2 separate regions of the Homo sapiens genome follow, and region 2 is linked to region 1. A link is an interaction called in ENCODE POLR2A ChIA-PET data of the cell type or tissue named here. Cell type or tissue: GM12878. All regions are shown on one strand. Each heading gives the region's core, and the rest is flanking DNA. Links, peaks and the distances in the headings are about the cores only.

The links. ChIA-PET counts read pairs that join two places held together with the same protein. Peaks named below come from ENCODE experiments on the same cell type or tissue, not always from the same donor. Only the 100,000 strongest peaks of a DNase experiment are listed, where the experiment ranks them.
Region 2: POLR2A ChIA-PET joins it to region 1 with 9 read pairs; 17 of 35 experiments call an interaction of 5 or more read pairs at or near these places.

What each region holds. Positions count from the first base shown.
Region 1 is chr14:74,955,676-74,959,214 of GRCh38, forward strand. It overlaps a transcript of PGF not described here. Among named protein-coding and RNA genes, the nearest start is that of PGF, 1.8 kb to the left of the region's middle. RefSeq lists a silencer at 1-68. In GM12878, for the core only: no CTCF peak of the experiment used is centred there; no DNase peak of the experiment used is centred there; H3K4me3 peaks cover 78 bases.
Region 2 is chr14:75,057,204-75,060,882 of GRCh38, forward strand. The region is part of intron 2 of ACYP1 (acylphosphatase 1); the gene reads right to left. Among named protein-coding and RNA genes, the nearest start is that of ACYP1, 5.0 kb to the right of the region's middle. In GM12878, for the core only: no CTCF peak of the experiment used is centred there; no DNase peak of the experiment used is centred there.

The DNA.
Region 1 (3,539 bases), core at 1-2,500:
CGAGGTTCCCGAGCCGAGTTCCCGGAGCGCCCGGTCAGCCCGCAGCGCCCGGCCAGCCCGCAGCGCCGGAGCCCGCAGTGCGTGCGAGGGGCTCTCGGCAGGTCCAGACGCCTCGCCGAGCCCAGCCCGCAGCTCCCCGGGCCGCGCCGCGCCCGCCCACAGGGCCCACAGCCCTGCTTCGGCTCTCAGGGCGGTCACCTGGGATGGGGGCATCCAGGAGTCCAGCGTCAGCCGTCAAGGCTCATGATCTAACCGCCTCTGCAGGAAGGGCCGTCCGGGATGCCTGGGAAGGCAGCCATGCCCACACCCCTAGGGGGCCAAGGGATTCCTAGCCAGGTTATATAGATGAAGAAACCGAGGCTCCGAGAGCACCCCTGCCTGCATATGTCGAATGGACATAGGCATTCTTGGAAAGTGTGTGTGTGTTGTGTGTGTGCGCGCATCTGTGTGTCCGAGGAACTGGCAGAGACAAAACCCAAGCCTACGTGACTCCAGAACTCTAACCCGACCTACCACCCTCCTAGCCAGGCACGGACACAGTGGGCCTCCCACAGGAAACCTCTCAGGGCACCTGGCTGGAGGATCAGGCCTGTTGCCTCCTTGGGAAGCAGTCTTCCCAGGCCCTCCCTGCGGGGCAGCCCCCTGTGGTAGAGAGTGGTCTCACTCAGGCATCTCCTCCTGGTCCCTGGCCGAGGAGGAACTGTACGCTGCGCGGGGGTCTGTGTGCATCTGCGCGTGTGCATGGGCATTTGCGGGTCTGTGAATATCCATGAGCGGTGCATCTGAGCCTCTGTGTGGTCTGAGTACGTGTGACTACTGTACCTCCAAATACGCCTCTGTGTGGGGGTCAGGTCTCTCTGTATCTCTGTATGCTTGTGTGATCTGTTCGTGTCCGCTGTGTATCTGGGTGTGTTTGGAAGTGTCTGAATGTGTATCTTTCGGTGGGACTGTGAGTCTGCACGCCTGCCTGTCTCTGCGTGTGTGTGTCTGTCTCTGTGGGTGAAGACTGTGCCTCTCTCTCTGCGTTTGTGTGTGCCCTCCCTTGGTTCTGGATCTTTCTTTACCACCACTCCTCTCACTGCCTTCTGTGTCCAGCTCCCAGGCTGCAGGAACCTGGCAGGACTGGGAGTCACGAGTTGGCTGGGCCTGGGGCTGGTGGGTGGCTGTGGGGGAGGAGCGAGGCCTGGGAAGTGGCCCCTACAGCTCACATTCCAGCCAAGAGCAGGGAGGCCAGGGCAGCCCCAGCTCTCACCCCAGTGACCTCTGCGTCCACTGCCTGCCTGCCTGCCCACCCACGAGGGGCTGCCAGAGATGCAGCCTGCCTGCCTGGCCGGCCCTAAGCCTGGAGGTTCAGGAGGCGGGGGCCAGTCACCAGCTGGCTAAGCGGGGTCTGCAAGGAACATCCTGACGAGCTTCAAACAAGCTGGGGTTCGTGGGGTAGACAAACTGCTTCCTGGGCCCAGAATCATTGTGGAGGGTCACTGTGCATGTGTGTGAGGGTGAGTAGGTGTGTGTTTGTGCATATATGTATTGTATATGTTGCCCATAACATCTTTGTATACATACACGTGTTTGTGTGTGTCTTTAGTTTGGGTATGGATTTGTGTATGTGGGCACAGGTGTGTATTGTGCACAAGTGTGTGCGCGTGTGCTTAAGTATCTTCATTGTATATGCTTGTCTATAACTGAGTGTTTCTAGCACTTATGCATGGGATGTGTCTATTGTGTATGAGTTTGTATTTTTTTTTTTTTTTTCTGAGACAGAGTCTTGCTCTGTCGCCTAGGCTGGTAGACAGTGGCGCAATCTCGGCTCACTGCAACATCTGCCTCATGGGTTCAAGCGATTCTTGTGCCTCAGCCTCCCAAGTAGCTGGGATTGCAGGTGTACACCACCATGCCTGGCTAATTTTTGTATTTTTAGTAGAGACAGGTTTTTGTCATGTTGGCCAGACTGGTCGAGAACTCCTGGTCTCAAGTGATCCACCCACCTCAGTCTCCCAAAGTGCTGGGATTACAGGTGTGAGCCACCGCGCCCAGCCTGTATTCATTAATTTGTTTTTTCATTTGGCATGTATTGCCTGAGCCCTGCTATGCTCCAGGAACTGCTCTAGGTGCTAGGGATATGATATGGAGGGTCTCTCTGAGTTTACATTCATGGAGTAGGGGGATACCGATGGCTGGGGATGCCGAAGTTCTCTTTCCTGAGTGAACTCAACACCTTGGGCGAAGTCTGTGGTTCCCACAAGTGCACCTCAGTCCTTCATCACTAAATTGGGGACCATACCCTTCTAAACCCAGCTTCCTGGGCTGTGAGATGAATTAGCCTAGGGTAGGCTCAGCGGCAGAGACCAAGGAGACTCTAACATTTCCATGGATTGAATCAAAGTTTGTTCTTGCTCACATCCAGTCCAGAGCAGCTGTGCTAGTAATTCTGCTCCCTTGTTTTTTTTTTAAATTTTTGTAATTTTAATTTTAATTTTTAGAAACGAGGTCTTGCTCTCTCTCCCAGGCTACAGTGCACTGGTGTAGCACTGGCTATAGCTCACTGCAGCCTCCAATTCCTGGGCTCAAGGGATCCTCCCGCCTCAGCCTCCAGAATAACTGGGTCTACAGGTGTGTGCTACCATGCCCAGTTAATTTAAAAACTTTTTTTTTTTGGGGGTAAAGACAGGGTCTTGCCATCTTGCCCAGGCTGTGCTCCTTTGTACACTGGCCCCACTATTGACCAGCCACATCGCCTCAAGCAGCTTCCTTTGCTTTCAGAGCCCCAGCTTCCTCCATCTGTAGGAGTGGGAATGATAACAGTACTTACCTCATAGGGTTGTGCGAGGACTGAGAAAGCACCTTTGGTGCAAAGAATGGTAGCAATTGATCACGATTTCTAATTTAATTTTTGACTTGTATTAGAGAAATAAAAATACTACAGTTAGACCAGGTGCAGTGGCTCACGCCTGTAATCCCAACACTTTGGGAGGCCAAGAAGGACAGATCACCTGAGATTAGGAGTTCGAGACCCGCCTGGCAAACATGGTAAAACCCCGTCTCTACTTAAAATACAAAAATTAACTGGGCGTGGTGGGAGGCACCTGTAATCCTAGCTACTCGGGAGGCTGAGGCAGGAGAATCACTTGAACTCAGGAGGCAGAGGTTTCAGTGAGCCGAGATCGTGCCACTGCACTCCAGTCTGGACGACAGAGTAGAACTCCATCTCAAAAAAACAAACCAAAACAAACAAACAAAAAACAAACTACAGTTACAGAGCAGAGTCCTGTAGCATGGACATGAGATAGAAAATAAAGAATCTTATGCTTCTGCCTGTGGCAGTGGAGAAAGAAAATGGAGCGATTTGCATAGGTGCACACAAACACTAATTCTCACCATCACAGTGCAGGCTCTCAATCCTCAACTGTCACTGAGGCCCTTGAAGTAGACCCAGGTGCTTAGGGGGTGGCAGTCAGTGCCCACAACTCAACACTTAACTGTTTATCACCACAATCTCTTGCTGTTGTTTCAGGGAGAGAAGTAATATTTATTGAACA
Region 2 (3,679 bases), core at 450-2,949, 100 kb after region 1:
CTAGCAATGAAAAACTGAAAATGAAATTAGGAAACAATTCCATTTATAATAGCATCAAAAAGATAGAGTGTCTAGGAATAAATTTAACAAAAGAATTGCACGACATATATGGAAATCTACAAAACATTCTTGAAAGAAATTAAAGAGTATCTAAATAAATGGAAAGACATCCCTTACTGATGTATTGAAATACTTAACATTGTTAAGATGATATTACTACCCAATTGATCTACAGATTCAACTCAATCTCTATCAAAATCCCAGTGCTTTTGCAGAAATCGAAAAATTGATACTAAAATTTACATGGAAACATAAGGGACCCAGGATAGCTAGAAATAATCTTGAAAAGGAAAAACAAAGTTGAAGGATTCACACTTCCCAATTTCAAAACTTACTACAAAGCTGCAGTAACTGAGACAGTGTGGTACTGGCATAAGGATAGTGGCTTAGACCATTTCGTGTTGCTATAAAGAACTACCTGAGGACCAGGCGTGGTAGCTCACACCTGTAATCCCAGCACTTTGGGAGGCCGAGGTGGGGGGATCATGAGGTCAGGAGTTCGAGATCAGCCTGGCCAAGACGGTGAAACGCCGTCTATTAAAAATACAAAAATTAGCCGGGCGCAGTGGTGGGTGCCTGTAATCCCAGCTACTCAGGAGGCTGAGGCAGGAGAATTGCTTGAACCCAGGAAGTGGAGGTTGCAGTGAGCCGAGATCGCACTACTGCACTTTAGCCTAGGCAACAGAGCAAGACTCTGTCTCAAAAAAAAAAAAAAAAAAAAAAAAGAACTACCTGCTGAGGCTGGGTAATTTATAAAGAAAAGAGGTTTATTTGACTCATGATTCTGTAGATTGTATAAGCATGAGACTGTCACTGGCATCAGGTGAGGGCCTTAGGCTGTTTCCACTGTGAGGCAGGGGTGGGAAGAGGTGGGGTACCAGGCTCTTTTTAACAACCAGTTCTCACCGGGCACGGTGGCTCACACCTGTAATCCCAGCACTTTGGGAGGCTGAGGCGGGCGGATCACCTGAGGTCAGGAGTTTGAGACCAGCCTGGCCAACACGGTGAAACCCTGTGTCTACTAAAAATACAAAAATTAGCTGGGTGTGGTGGCGGGTGCCTGTAATCCCAGCCACTTGGGAGGGCGAGGCAGGAGAATTGCTTGAACCCTGGAGGCAGAGGTTGCAGTGAGCCGAGATTGTGTCACTGCACTCTAGCCTGGGCGACAAGAACAAGACTCCGTTTCAAAAAAAATAAATAAAAATAACAACCAGTTCTCCAGGGAACTAATAGAGTAAGACTTCATTGACCCTCCCACCCCCCAGGAAGAGCATTAATCTACTCATGAGGGACCTGGCCCCATTACTCAAACATCTCCCATTATGTCCCACTTTCAACACTGGGGATCAAATTTCAACATGAGATTTGAAGGGGACAAACATCTCAACTACAGCAGGCAGACATATAGATGAATGGAATAGTATTGAGAGTCCAGAAATAAATCCTTACATTTATGTTGATTTTTGAAAAGGGTGCTATGACGAATGTGGGAAATAATACTCACTTCAACAAATGGTGCTGGGACAACTGGATATTCATATGCAAAAGAATAAAGCTGGATTTCCTACCTCACATCACATAAAAATTAACTCAAACTGGATCAAAGACCTCAATCTAAGAGTGTAAACTATGAAATTTTGAAGAAAACATAGGCGGCTGGGCGCGGTGGCTCACGCCTGTAATCCCAGCACTTTGGGAGGCTGAGGCGGGTGGATCACGAGGTCAGGAGTTCGAGACCAGTCTGACCAACATGGTGAAACCCCGTCGCTACTAAAAATGCAAAAATTAGTTGGGCGTGATATAGCACACCTGTAATCTCAGCTACTCAGGAGAATCGCTTGAACCCTGGAGGCGGAAGGTTGCAGTGAGCCGAGATCGAGATCGCGCCACTGCACAGAGCGAGACTCTGTCTTAAAAAAAAAAAAAAAAAAAAAAGGAAAAGAAAACATAGGCATGACAGCAGCTGGGTGTGGTGGCTCACACCTGTAATCCCAGCACTTTGGGAGGCTGAGGTGGGCAGATTGCTTGAGGTCAGGATCAGCCAGGCAACATGGGGAAACCCAGTTGCTACAAAAAACAAAAACAAAACAAACAAAAAACATAGGCATGAACCTTCATGACCTTGGATTAGGAAGATTTCTTAGATATAACACTAAAAGTGCAAGCAAAAAAAGAACAGATAAATTTGATTTGACTTCATCAAAAGTAAAAACTTTTGTACTTCACAGACACTATCAAGAAATTAAAAAGACAACCCACAGAATGGGAGAAATATTTGTATATCATACATCTGATAAGGGACTAGTATCCAGAATAAAAATATTCTTACAACTCAAGAATAAGGAGGCAAATAACTAAAAATGGGCAAAAATATTTGAATGGACATTTCTTCAAAGCAGACATAAAATATGCCAATAAGCACATGAAAAGATGCTCAACATCATTAGTCATTAGGAAGGCAAATCAAAACCACACTGAAAGTATACACATACAACAGGATATTATTCCGTCTTACAAAGAAAGGAAATTGTTTTTACTTTCATGATATAACACAGATGAACCCTGAGGATATTATGCTAAGTGAAATAAGCCAGCCACAAAAGGACAAATACTGTAAAATTCCACTTATATGAGGTAACTAGAGCAGTTGAATTAATAGAATGTAGATTTATGATTGTCAGGGGCATGGGGGAAGGAGAAAATGGGGAGTTAGTGTTTAATGAATACAGAGTTTCAGTTTTGCAAGATGAAAAGCGTTCTGTAGATAAACAGAACAATGTGAATGTGCTTAAGACCACTGAATTGTACATTTAAAAATGGTTAGAACAATAATTTCTATGTTATATGTATTCTACCACAATTTTAGAAGTAAGTGTGCTATATGGTTTCCAAATATTTTGGGATTTTCCAGTTATCCTTTTTATTTTTTTAATGTGGTTTAGTTCCACTGTAGTTGGAGAACATTCCTTGATTTAAATCCTTTTAAATTCATTAATACCTGAAAAACAAACAAACAACCACAATGAAATATTACCTCATACCCACTAGGATGGCTAACATAAAAGACAGTAACCATTGTTGGCAAGGATGTGGACAAACTGGAATTCTCACACATTGCCAGTGAGAACATAATATGGTATAGCTACTTTGGAAAAGTTTGGCAGTTCCTCAAAAAGCTAAACATAAAGTTACCATATGACCCAGCAATCTACTCCTAGGTATGTATATACTCAATGGAACTGAAAACATTGTCTACATAAAAATATGTGCATATGTGTTCACAGCACTACTATTCATAATGGCCAAAAATCAGAAACCCAAATTTCCATCAATTGATGAATGGATAAATGAAATGTGGTATATCCATACAATGGAATATTATTCAGCCATAAAAAGGAATAGGATACTAATACATGCTACAGTGTAGATAAACCTTGAAAACAATATGTTAAGTGAAAGGAGCCAGTCACAAAAAAAGGCCACATTTGTATGATTCCATTTATATTAAATATCAAGAATAGGCTGAACACGGTGGCTCATGCGTGTAATCCCAGCACTTTGGGAGGCTGAGGTAGGTGGATCACCTGAGGTGAGGAGTTCAAGACCCAGCCTGGCCAAC